2 separate regions of the Homo sapiens genome follow, and region 1 is linked to region 2. A link is a contact called in ENCODE Hi-C or POLR2A ChIA-PET data. All regions are on one chromosome and are shown on one strand. The core of a region is the stretch at or near the end of the contact, and the rest is flanking DNA. Distances in the headings are between cores, read along the strand shown.

Region 1 (6,672 bases), core at 1,289-3,788, 530 kb before region 2:
TACAAACAATGACAAGTTATTATAGTATAGTGGTTTAGGTGCACCATTGTCAAGTTCATGTTTGTGTGATTTGTAAACTCAAATGAAGAAGTTGGGCCAGGCGCGAATGCTCAGGCCTGTAATCCCAGCATTTTGGGAGGCCGAGGTGGGTGGATCACAAGAGGTCAGGAGTTCAAGGCCAGCCTGGCCAACATGATGAAACCCCATCTCTACCAAAAGTACAAAAAATTAGCCAGGCATAGTGGTGGGCACCTGTAATCCCAGCTACTCGGGAGGCTGAGACACGAGAATCACTTGAACCTGAGAGGCAGAGGTTGCAGTGAGCCAAGATCACACCACTTTACTCCAGCCTGGGTGACAGAGCGAGATTCCATCACTCACAAACACACACACACACACCCATTAAAAAAAAAAAAGTTTTCCTTTGTTACTTTTGAAATGTAGTAAATCCCTAATGTGTAATCATTTTCAAACATCATGGATTTTGTTAGGAGGCATAAGAAACAGCACGTGGGCTAGGCACCGTGGCTCATGCCTGTAATCCCAGCGATTTGGGAGGCCGAGGCAGGTGGATCACGAAGTCAGGAGTTCAAGACCAGCCTGGCCAACACAGTGAAACCCCATGTCTACTAAAAATACAAAAAATTAGTCGGGCGTGGTACCAGGCGCCTGTAATCCCAGCTACTCAGGAGGCTGAGGCAGGAGAATTGCTTGAACCCGGGAGGCAGATGTTGCAGTGAGCTGAGACCATGCCACTGCACTCCAGCCTGGGTGACAGAGTGAGACTCCATCTCAAAAAAAAAAAAAGAAAAGAAAAGAAAAGAAAGAGCACCTGGCAGATATGGGTAGAGAGATGAAGAACTAACTGAAGAGAATGAGAAGAGCAAGGAACTGGTTCACACAGTGCGAGCCCCATTGGTGTGCTTTACGTGGTCTGCTTCACTTGGGATTTTCTTGTGTTTGTTTGTTTTTTTTTTGTTGTTGTTTTTTTTTTGTTTTTTTTTTTTGTAGAGACAAGGTGTTGCTAAGTTTTGCCCAGGCTGGTCTTGAACACCTAGCCTTGAGCAATCCTCCCAAGGCCTTCTATCTTGGGTTTAACACTGAAAGTCCTAGGCAACCCCTCAGGCAAACCAGAAAGGTGGGTCACCCTACCAGGTGGCCAGTAAGCATCTTGACAAGAAGGAAATAACGTTTTAAGTCATGAACAGAGCCCTCTTTACTTTCTTTCACTTCAAATTCCAGTGCCTCGGCCTCTCCAAGGACATTCCACTCTCCTATAACAAGCCGAGGAGCAGGCAAAAATGCCCAGGGACTAAGCAGGAGTCCTGGGTTTATTAAACTCTCTCCACTTCAGAAGCAATGCCAGGCCCATTAGGACAACTGGTGAAGGGAAAAAGCTTAAACATAGTTCTCACAAACAGAAACGAAAGGGAATATTCTGAACTGGAAACAGTGACCTTTATGGCATTATTCCAAAAGGAAAGTCAAAGGCAGAGCCTCAGGAAGGCAAATGTCCAGGATCCACAGGAACTCTGACTTATGCGGAACATTCCACACGAGGCCTGCTAATTACAGCGCTGGAGCATCTGTTTTGATAATGTTCTTTGAAATCAACTCAACCCTGAGAATGTGTGCAAATAGACGAAAAAGAAGACTGGACTGTATGACTATGAATACATTTTGGATATTGTAGCATGTAGAAGAACGAAGTAGTACATTAGGAGCATCAAAAATATACATCACTTTTTTTTTTTTTTTTTTGAGACTGAGTCTTGCTCTTGTCACCCAGGCTGGAGTGCAATGGCACGATGTCGGCTCACTGCAACCTCCGTCTCCTGGGTTCAAGCTGTTCTCCTGCCTCAGCCTCCCAAGCAGCTGGGATTACAGGCTCCCTCCACCATGCCCGGCTAATTTTTATATTTTTAGTAGAGACGGGGCTTCGCCATGTTGGCCAGGCTGGTCTCGAACTCCTGACCTCATGATCCACCCGCCTCGACCTCCCAATGTGCTGGGATTACAGGCGTGAGCCACCGCACCCAGCCACATATTTTATATTGTGTGCATTTCACAGAACAGACACATTTGAAAAAATGAAATGGGCCTGAAATAAGCATAACAATAACAACATCATTAATAATGTCATGCACAAAACTAATTAGGGCTATAGAGTTTGTGTAGTAATGGGGATTTTTTTTCCATAATAAAATGATAAAGCTAAGGATTTTAATATGTGTAATGTATAACACAGTAATTCTGAACAAAAAAGCATAATAGGAATATTGGAAATTCTAATGCTTGTTTCTCTGTATGTAATGCAGGAATAAAACTGAGTTAGTTTATACAGACTTCTGTGACCAAGAATGCTCCTGTGTACCCTGGTACAAGTGTAAGTAGGTAACTTGGCTGGGAGTTGAAATTTAGGGGATGTGGTGCAGAGATATAATTTTACCACCAGGGGGTGTTCTTTCCTCTTCCGGAATGTTGATGAGTTTATGTAATCACAAACTAACCCTAAACCAGCCCCACTAAAAATGGGCCAGGCCAGATCCCAGGAAATGGGATTAACTTACATCATTCACACAAATTCCCTCTTGCCCTTCCATTTTAGAGACTGTTGAGTTTTCCTTCAGTTGAGAGAATCATGCTGGCAGCAAGCCAATCTACATGAACTGTCGAAAACAGATTACACCCCTCCTGCTGATCAAAACAGGAGAATGATGACTTAAGAAGTTAGTGCAGGTAGCTATTTCTGATTATCCCCGGGGAGCAGGAGTTTCAAGTAAGCAAGAACTCAGCAGTTAGAAAGCAAACATCGAAAGGGTCTGAGGGGTAGAAAAGTCTCCTGCTTGAATTTTGATCTAAGCTGATTTACAACTGAAAAAGGTTGATGCCTCATTAAAGACCAGAAAAGCCTAGGAAAATTACCAGAGAGATTTTGACAGCTTCCAGAGTCAGCCAGGGAATCTGTCCCAGCCCATTAGTATAACCAAGTTTAGAAAGCAAGGCCTTGGAGAGGTGCCCCAGGGAGATGCCCAAGGGAGTCCGTCTGAACCCAGCCAAATGCTTACTCTTGAAAAAGGAAGACTTTGTCCCCTCTGTCAGCTTAGTGCCAGAAGCTCTGTCAGGGAGAAAGGCTGTGAAGCTAAGAAATATGGGATATTAGGTCACCTGCTCAACTGAAGCAAGTTCAACAAATTCAAACTTTGAGTCAATACATTATTTCCCCTTTTAATGCCCAAAAGTAATACTTGCTCATTGCTAAAACCAACAATACAGAGGCTAAAGTAAAAATCAAAGGACTGTCCTCTCATGACCAGCCCACTCTCCTCAGCCCCACTTACCAGAAATACTCACAGTTGAGAATTTGCTTATATTTTTCGGGGTTTCCTTTTTCCCATGCATTATTTCTGCAAAATGGATCAGTCTATCTGTCTGGCTCTCCATCTATTCATTCTATGCATCTATTAATCACCCATTTGGTTTGGTTTGGTTTTTGCCAAAAAGATATATATATAAAAAATATATATCATATTATATATAATATATATCATATAATATATTATATATGATATATATTCTTTTGTGTAAGTTTTTTATTTAATTGAAATGAAACTTCATTTCAATTTAATGAAGCCGACTTTTCCAAATCAGATCCATTCTTTCTTATAGTGACACAATATTCCATTGTATGGATGGTCCATAACTTTACTAAGCCAGTGCCCTACTGACGAACATTTGTGCTAGTCCCAGTTTCTTTTTCTATTACAAGAATGCTATAATAAAATTCTTAATTAAAAGATGTGGTTATTAATGGATGTGTTGTGTTAAGGATCAGACATTGTGCTAAGCCCTCTACGGGATATTAGGATGAATAAAATATGTTTCCTGCCATCTTGGAGTTTACTCTTTTGTATGGGAGAACTATTAAAAAAAATTGACATTGCAAGGTGCAGTGGCTAACGCCTGTAATCCCAGCACTTTGGGAGGCCAAGGCAGGCAGATCACTTGATCAGGAGTTTGACACCAGCCTGGCCAACATGGCAAAACCCTGTCTCTACTAAAAATACAAAAATTAGCTGGGCGTTGTGACACATGCCTGTAATCCCAGCTACTTGGGAGGCTGAGGCAGGAGAATCACTTGAACCCAGGAGACAGAGGTTGCAGTGAGCCGAGATTGAGCCACTGCACTCCAGCCTAGGCGACAGAGCAAGACCAGTCTCAAAAAAAAAAAAAAAAAAAAAAAAAAAAAAAAAAAAAAAAAAAAAATATATATATATATATATATATATATATATATATATATATAAAATGTAAGAAAAATGATTTACATACTAAATAGTTGGATTAATTATAACATATCTGCCCAGGGAGTAGAAAGTTAGGTGCTACCAATTCTGACAGTTGGAATTAGGGAAGATTTCACTGAATTGACTTCATCTCTGTAGGGATTTGCTTTAGTCTGTTTGATGTGGGGCAGTTGAGGTGGAAGCTTGTACTCTTAACAAAGTCATCCTGTTCACCATGCACTGAGGCAAGGAGCTCTACAGTTTTTGCTATTTGAATTTCCTCTAAAAATAATTTCATAAAGATCTGGGAATGATTTGTCCTTCTTTTTTCTTTTTTTTGAGATGGAGGTCTCACTATGTTGCCCAGGCTAGTCTCAAACTCCTGGGCTCAAGCGATCCCTGCCTCAGCCTCCTGTGAGATGACAGGCACATGCCACTGTGCTCGGCTCTTGCTTTGTCTTCTTCTAAACTTGTTTCACTGAGTTTAGTCTACAGCTTTGTCTGATAATCTTAAAACTCATTACAAATATTCAACATGGCACCGCTCCTTGCTCTGTCCCAAAATGTTCTGGGTAAATGTCTGATCTCCAAATCAAGTATGCCATAAATTGTTGAATTAGTATTGTTATATCTGGTGTGACTGTCTAGAGAAAGCCATTTTATCAGTACATGGAATCTAACAGTATGATTTTGAAAGAAAACATATGAAACAACTCACCTGTGATAGCAAATCTCTTTGAGTCAGAACCTTCCCAGCAATCATGTAAACATACTGGAAGATGAGTTTTTATTTTTAAGCAATCTTAATTAGCAGGTCTCTTTCTTATTAACATCTTCAAAGGGCTTTCAGCTCCTCCCTAGATGAAAGGTCCTGTGTAAGGACAAATTATTAGTATGCTCACAAAATACACACACTAAATGCAGGAAAAGTGCAAACGGTTTAACTCCACAGCCTGCAATGCTCTTGAGATGCTTTGATCTGCCAGGATAGCCATCAATTATTCTATATCCTTTACTCTTTAAATGCATGCATCAAAGCATGTTCATGCCCACCCTTGTAAATCCAGTTGTTTATTTCAAAATAGTTCTTCTGAATTAACCCTTGTTTCCTTTTTCCTTTGTTGAGAGCTGCTGATTCAGCTTATTGGGGAAAGCGTATATGTAACCTTGGGTTTAGAGTAGAAAATAATCTTTTTTTGCTCTATAAAGATGTCCATGGGCCAGGCGCAGTGGCTCATGCCTGTAATACCAGCACTTTGGGAGGCTGAGGAGGGCAGGTCACCTGAGATCAGGAGTTGGAGACCAGCCTGGTCAACATGGTGAAACCCCATCTCTACCAAAAAATACAAAAATTAGCCGGGCGTGATAGCAGGCGTCTGTAGTCCCAGCTACTCGGGAGGCTGAGGCAGAGGAATCGCTTGAGCCCAGGAGACAGAGGTTGCAGTGAGCTGAGATTGTATGACTGCACTCCAGCCTGGGCGACAGAGCGAGGCTCCATATCAAATAAAAAAAAAGATGTTCATGACATAAAAATGTACATTAATAAAGATTCATTGGTAAACTGGGAAAATATATATAATAAGTGAAAAAAGCGTGATACAAAAATTTATAGAGTATTATCACAACTGTAATACTAATAATTGCTAACATTAATTAAATACAACAGTGCCAATCACTGACCTGAATGCTTTACCTGTGTGATATACTTTAATCTTCACAATGAGACGAATATTGTCATCTCTCTTTTACATATAAAGAAACTGAAGCTCAGAAAGTTTAAGTAACTAGACCATGATCACACAGCCAATCAGTGGTGGAGCTCATGGGGTTCTATCTGGTACTGACTGACAACAAAGCTTTGTGATGGTCCTGCTGCCTTTTAACAGTGAATATACCTAAGCAGAGAGATTTAGGGTGATTTTTCCCCTACTTTTTTACACTTACACTTTTTTTAAGAATAAGCAAAACTAACATACTAACTAATGAAGTAATCAAATAAAATTAATAAAGAGGGCTGAGTAGCTCTTTTATTCATGGCATGATAACTTGAGATAAATATAGGTAACATGTCATTAAGCTCAAAGTTGTCTGGGCCTCTGCTGCCTTATCTTTAAAATGAAAGGGTTGCACCAAGCAATCTCAAAGACACCTTTCAATTTTCATATTACTTTAGTTCATTGTTTCTGATTATGCTTCAGAGATGGCACTTTTCCTCAGCAATAAGTTGGTTGTAGTTCCCTAAATTTGCTCAAAGAGCGTACCAAAGGAAGAACCAGAGGACCGATTGGGATTCATCTTTAACACCACAGAAGAATAAAGACTAGCTTTGTTAATGATGAATCTTGAATAAGTATTAATGTAAAATTGTTACATACTTATTAAATTG
Region 2 (7,040 bases), core at 4,233-6,732:
ATTGATACATGGAGGTTTATACATTGGTTCAGCCCCAAGAGGTGGGATATCATGAATTGGGGGACTTACAGGTCATAGGTGGGATCAAAGATTCTTTAATTTGTAATTGGTTAAAGGAACAAAGCTCTGTGTAAAGTCAGCTTAAAGAAATGTTTACATGAAAGGAAGGAAGTTTGCTAGTCATCATGTGATGCTATGCCAGAGTCGGGTTATGAGAGCAAGATACAATATATTGGGTCAAAATGACATGTTTAGCCAGATTGATGGTCTGTAGGTATGACTCTCTCCAGGCCTTTTTGGAGAGAATTTTTAGCAAAGAGAAAGAGGTCAGAGTTCAGTCCTCAATGATCTCCACAAAGACTGCTCTGCCTGAAACTTGTGATATAAATCATGCCGTGGGACATGGGCCTGCTCCTCTCCAAGGGCCGTTGGCTGGGCCTCTTAGGGTTCAAACCAGAATCTCCTGATTCTCACTCTCATACGATATTATGCAAAGAAAAACTCCCTTTTGGAAAAACCCCCTTCTGGAATCCTTAATTTGGCAATCTTCCAATTTGCTCAACATACTAAAAAAAAATTAAAGAGGTAAGTGTGTATGTATGTGTATGTGGGGGGACGCCAGGGATGAGTGGGGAGAGGGTGTCATGTGGCCCACGCACTGCACAGTTCTCCGGCTACTTTCTCTCCCAACTCTGATTGGACTGGAGCGGACATTAATGCTCACTCCAGCCTCATCACCTCTCCAGAGAGCTGACACTGCTTGGGAAGCTAAATTGTTCTTTTTGAAGGGAGAATTACATATGAGAGACTGAAAATCGAAACAAACTAAAAAGGATGCAAGCTCACTATGAATTAGTTAAGTCTATTGCGTTATCTTATGGCAAGTTTATAACTTTCTCCCTGAATTTTGGGTTCCCTTGGTTGGAGAAGGGAAATGTAGATGTGTTCCCTAGGACTACCATAACAAAGTACTGCAAACTTGATGGCTTAAATTAAAGCAACAGAAATTCATTCTCTCACAGTTCTGGAGGGCAGAAGTCAGAAATCAAGATGCCAGCAGGGCTGCACTCCCTCTTCTGAAGGCTCTAGGGGGAGTCTTTCATTGATTTACCAGTTCTAGTGGCTCCAGGTGTTCCTTGGCTTATAGCTGCATCACTTTAATCATTTTACATGGCCTTCTCCCCTGTGTGAGCTTGTTGACACTCCTTTGTCGTCTCTCTTACAAGGATACATGTAATTGTATTTTGGGCTCACCTGGATAATGAAAAATAAACTCGTTGCCTCAAGATCCTTAATTAACCACCATTTGTGCCACATAAGGTCACATTTACAGAATCCAGGATTTGAATATGGGCATGTCTTTGGTGCCAATGTGTAGCCCACTACACTACGTAATTCTTTTCTCTGTCTTATCACAGAACAGGCTCTCTTACACATAAAGTTGGTTGCTTTCTAAATTCCATGAGGTTTCAAGTTTGTTTCCATTGTTCCCCTTTCTTTCTTTTTTTTTTTTTTGAGATGGAGTTTCGCTCTTGTTGCCCAGGCTGAGGAGCTCAACGGTATAATCTCAGCTCGCCGCAACTTTCACCTCCCAGGTTCAAACGATTCTCCTGCCTCAGCATCCCAAGTAGCTGGGATTACAGGCACCTGCCACCATGCCCAGCTAATTTTTGTATTTTTAGTAGAGATAGGGTTTCACCATGTTGGCCAGGCTGGTCTTGAACTCCTGACCTCGTCATCTGCCCACTTCGGCCTCCCAAAGTGCTGGGATTACAGGCGTGAGCCACTGCGCCCAGCCTGTTCTTCCACTTTCTTAATGACCTAAATAGAAACATGATTCACGCTGACTTCTTCCTTTGTATTTAACCTTGCACTATGAAAACAAACTACTGTCTCTGATGCCTTAGTAACTTAATAGTGCTTCTGATCTTTTGAAAATCACAGGTTTGTGCTTATAGGAATATATCCTCTAGACTCAAGCTTATGTCTCTAAAAGTCTAACTAAAGGCCTTGTGGCTGGTACATTACTGTAATCAGCAAGAAACTGGCCCTGATTCTCTTAAACTCACTTTGTTCAACTGAGAACAAACTTGGAAGTCTCCTACAAAACTGGAGTTGATTCTCATCTCTTGATTACTTCTGCAGGCCTTTGAAAGTTCCGGAGAAGTTCTCTGTGTGCCATATACATTAAACACGCTTCCATGTTTTCCTTTAAATCATCAAGAGCAGCACATAGGATAATGTGTTTATTCCTTTCTCTGCTCCCTAGGATTATCTTCTTTTTAAAGTCATCGACCCTTTCCCTATCTACTCTAAATGAATGATTTCTTGCTCCATCCTGACAAATCCGGTTAAAATGACATTGCATCTCTTTATATCATCTGTCCAAATTGTACAAAGAAAGAGTGTCTAATGGGCACTCTCCAGCAAATTTACTGCCTATGGAGTGCTTAGAGATCCCAGGCTGTCCTAAAAATAAAAGAAAGTCTTGAATAGGTTTCTCCTTTCTCTGAGGTTTACAGATTCAGAAGCAGGGAGTAGGGAGAAAGCATTTCCCTCATTATCTTTCTAATACTCTTGAAACATATTCTGCTCCTTGAAAACCTAATATTCAAAAGTTAGCTCTCGGAGTGTAGGATCGATTTTTTTTCACTGTTTATTTTATTTTAAAGTTTTTAATTTTTTTTATTTTTATTTTTATTTTTTATTTTTTGGAGACAGAGTCTCACTCTGTCACCCAGGCTGGAGTGCAGTGGCACGATCTCAGTTCACTGCAACCTGCGCCTCCCGGGTTCAAGCAATTCCCTGCCTTAGCCTCCCAAGTAGCTGGGATTACAGGTGCCTGTCACCACGCCAGGCTAATTTTTGTGTTTTTAGTAGAGACGGGGTTTCACCATCTTGGCCAGGCTGGTCTCGAACTCCTGACCTCGTGATCCACCCGCCTCAGCCCACCAAAGTGCTGGGATTAGGCATGAGCCTTTTTTTTTTTTTTCTGAGGCAGTCTTGCTCTGTCACCCAGGCTGGAGTGCAGTGGTGTGATCCCAGCTCACTGCAGCCACAACATCCCCAGCTCAAGCAATCCTTCCACTTTAGCTTCCTGAGTAGCTGAGACTATAGGCACATGCCACCATGTCCAGCTAATTTTTGTATTTTTTTTTTTAGAGATGGGGTCTCCCTGTGTCACTCAGACTGCTTTCAGTCTGTTCTGGACTCGAGATCTTCCTGCCTCAGCCTCCCAAAGTGCTAGGGTTATAGGGGTGAGCCACTCCATCCAGCCCACTTTATTCATTTTAATGAGATGAACATTAGTCAATTAATTGGGCTTTTTGGCTCACTGCAACCTCCACCTTCCGGGTTCAAATGATTTTCCTGCCTCAGCCTCCCAAGTAGCTGGGACTACTGGCGCGTGCCACCATGCCTGGCTAATTTTTGTATTTTTAGTAGAGACAGGGTTTCACCATATTGGCTAGGCTGGTCTCCAACTCCCGACCTCGTGATCTGCCCACTTTGGCCTCCCAAAGTGCTGGGATTACAGGCGTGAGGTCACTGCGCCTGGCCAATTGGGCTTTTATTGGAGAAGAATGAATATCTATAGTGACTGCTTGTAGAATGAAATGTTGTTTCAAGCTTTTTGCCCCCTAAAGATGAGAATGGTAATATAACATTTGTGTACTGTGAGTTCTAATTGGGATAAATAAAATACTAGAAATAGAATCCCAGACCCAGGAAGAACCTTGTCTTCAGAGGAGCAACCTTGGTCCCAGCCCCTTCTCCACAGCTGCATGAAGAAGCTGCACAGAAAACCACTCACCCTCACCCCTAGAAAGTACTCTTCCCAGCCCCTAGTAACCACTATTCTACTCTCCACTTCTATAGGATCAAATTTTTTAGCTTCCACATGTGAGTGAGAACATGCAGTATTTATCTTTCTATGCCTGGCTTAGTTCACTTAACATAATGTCTCCCAAGCTCATCCATGTTGCCACAAATGACAAATTTTGTTCTTTTTAAATCAGTAAATAGTATTCAATTGTGAATATATACCACATTTTTCATCCATCTTTCTGTTGATGAACATTTCGGGTGATCCATATTTTGGCTATTGTGAATAGTGCTACAGTAAACATGAGAGTGCAGAGATCTCAACAAGATTCAGTAACCTTACTACTGAGTATATATCCAAAGTATTTTATTCATTTTGATGCTATTATAAATGGAATAGTTTCCTTAGTTTCCATTTTTGGATTGTTTATTGTTAGTGTATATAAATGCAACTGATTTTTGTGTATTGATTTCCTGTCCTGCAACTTTGCTCAATTTGCTTGCTTATTAGTTCTATTGGGGTTTTGTGTGTGTGTGTGTGCATGGTATCTTCAGGTTTTTCTACATATAAGATTTTATCATTTGCAAACAGACAAAATTTTACTTATTTATTTCCAATTTGGATCCCTTTTACTTATTTTTCTTGCTTAATGTTACTGCAGCTTTCTATGCAGGAAACGAGGATTTGAACAGTGATGGAGAGATGAGTAATGGTTCGATTTGGAACATATTTTATGGGCAGAACAAATGGAACTTGTTGGCTCAGAAGTGGGTGGTGGAAGAAAGAGGGAAGTTAAAAGTGACTTCTAGGTTTATGGATGGATGAACTGGCTAAATTATTGTGGTGCCATTTGCTTAGACAGGGTAGATGGGGGGATGCAGGACTAAGAGAGGAAGAGAAAAGCTCCACCTGGGCCACATTAAATTTGGCCATGATTGTGGATCAGATAGGTAAAAGCAAGAGAAGGAGGGAAGAAGTCAGAACACAGACCTCTGGGGAAAGCTCACACGTAGAAAAGGGGTGGAAGAAGAGGCATCAGAAAGAGAGGCAAAGAAGAGCAATCTGAGGGGTAGAAAAAGAACCAGGAAAGTCAGAGAAAAAAGGGAAAAGTTTCAGGAAAGTGGCAATGGTCAACTATGCAAACAAGAGGGGAAGGAAGGTGAGGACTGAGAAAGGATTTTTTATGTAAGCAACAAGGAGGTTTTTGGTGACCTCTGACAGAACATTTTCAGCAGACTGGATAAGGTCTCTGCCTGAGTGCAAGTGAGCTGAAAATGCAAGTGAGTGAGGGAAGTGCTTTAAAAAAGTCTAAAGTGCTATGTGTGTAAGGCAATGTTGCTATTTCTGTTGCCATGGAAACAGAAACCATTTAGGAGAACTAAAAGCCACTTAAAATTCCTGACTCTAACCCATCATATCCGCTTGATCTCTTGAGAAAGATAATGACAAAAAACCAGTCATTAGAGGGGCAGGGCAATTTTAGGTTTCTTCTTTTTAGACATAGCCCCTAACTGGAAATTTTCACCCTTCTTGAGAAGGGAGCTTGCACTAACATCTACAATGGCTTCTAAAAAGCACAGATGACCTGCTACACTTCCTGACTTGCTTGCTATTGGTTGGCACTGTTCATAAATATAATTTGCTCTTTCACTTTTCTTTGAAATGAGCAACCTGAATTACTCGGAGGAGAAAGGCAGGAGAGATAGAGGCAGCAGAAGCCAGGGCAGCTGAAAGACAGAGACCTTCAGGTGGGCATTTTAATCTTTGTTTTGTTAATTCAGTGTTGAGCATCATGACTTGATGATCACATAATAGTCAGAGGAGTAATTTTTTAAAAGTAAATTTGTTTTGTTCTACTATAAATGTTATTTTCCTATCATGTACATGGTAGTTTAAAAAATACTGTGGAAGTATAAAAATGTTGAAAGAAGCCAAATTCTCCACCAAAATAGCCTCTATTGATATTTTGGGGATCGTCCCTTTGTGTGTGTGTGTGTGTGTGTGTGTGTGTGTGTGTGTGTGTGTGTGTGTGTGTGAGTGTGTGTGTGTGTGTGTGTATGCACATATAACTTTAGTTTTCATAGTTGCGTCCCTACACTATGGACAAGTTTGTATTCATTTCCTCCATATCAGTCTATGGTTTTTCCATGTTGCTGTGAATTCTTTGTAATCATAAATTAAAGCTGCTGCATATTATTGCATTGAGGAACTTTACTATACTTCCTCCATTTTTGGCTGTTATCCTCTTTTTCATAGTTTGGGTCCTTCTATTATATAAGATATATTTTTTCCATTCAGTGTCTTGTTTTAGGGGTAGAAGAAGTTAAATCTGAGCACATATATTTCAATGGTTTTGCTCAGAGGCACAATGAGAATGAAAGAGTATGTGAGATCATGAGCATATAATCTGTTCCTTACCCCACTGGGACCCTAATCAGTGTTTCTCAACCCTGGCTGCACATCTGGCCAGAATCACCCGACTCTGAGGAGATTAGAAAATTACCCCTAGAATAACTGAAGCTTAACTTTTGGAGATCAGTGAGTCATCTGCAGTATTTTATCTTGTTTTCCAGAAACTTCTCAGGTGGTTCTAATGGGTGGTCAGCATAAAAACAGATGACCTAGGTCATTCAAAATATTTTTCTGTCTCTGAAATATACCTGAGAGTAATATGTATTAGGAGAAAGGGAGGTATAATTTAAGGCAAGCCAACCAAATCTCCCTTTCAACACTACATAAATAATGCAAATTATAAAATAATTTGTGGGAAACATAAGACTTCTAGAAATTTCTATCATCTACTCAGCCACATAAACTCTTGAGATAAGAATCTACTTGTGTTTCGATTTACTAATGTTTTAAAGAGATGGATTTGTTTCCAGTGCTTCGGTGGTTAAAAGTTAGAGAAGTTGAGGCTCAAGTGTGTTCTAAATGTATCTGAATCACGCCCATATCTGCTAGAATCTACCAAGGCAGCCAGGCTTCCTTTTAAAACTCTTCAAGATTAAACACAAGGTGGGCATTTAATAGCTGGCCAGTTCACTAACACACTGTGGGCACAGCGAAGATCGATGGGATTGGATTTGGAGGCAGAAGGTGGCTCACTCTGGCTTTCAGGAGCCACATAGACATGGCATTTACCTTCTCTGGACCTCATATCCTCAGGAGGAAAGTGGATAGAGTTTATGCCAGGGCTGCGTTCTGGTTTCTCCCATCA

What was found. A loop is a pair of places that touch in the nucleus more often than their neighbours do. ChIA-PET counts read pairs that join two places held with the same protein, here RNA polymerase II (POLR2A). Pooled maps may share reads with other maps.
Region 1: a map with no recorded cell type shows a loop between it and region 2 (4-fold over the local background). The contact joins the enhancer-like site here to the promoter of CYSLTR2 in region 2. A Hi-C loop is called at or near these places in 1 of 168 maps with a recorded cell type or tissue (B cell), 10 of 37 single-sample maps with no recorded cell type and 7 of 50 pooled maps. POLR2A ChIA-PET finds 5 or more read pairs at or near these places in 1 of 52 experiments (T-cell).

What each region holds. Positions count from the first base shown.
Region 1 is chr13:48,124,618-48,131,289 of GRCh38, forward strand. It overlaps LOC105370198 (a long non-coding RNA gene), which reads right to left. Exons shown (of 6, transcript XR_007063792.1): 5 at 5,005-5,157. Among named protein-coding and RNA genes, the nearest start is that of MED4, 33 kb to the left of the region's middle. Within about 2 kb of position 2,539, at least 21 of the 41 ENCODE cell types and tissues checked have a DNase peak (open chromatin) inside an H3K27ac peak, as active enhancers do.
Region 2 is chr13:48,648,447-48,655,486 of GRCh38, forward strand. It overlaps CYSLTR2 (cysteinyl leukotriene receptor 2), which reads left to right and starts at 5,483. Exons shown (of 5, transcript NM_001308476.3): 1 at 5,483-5,571.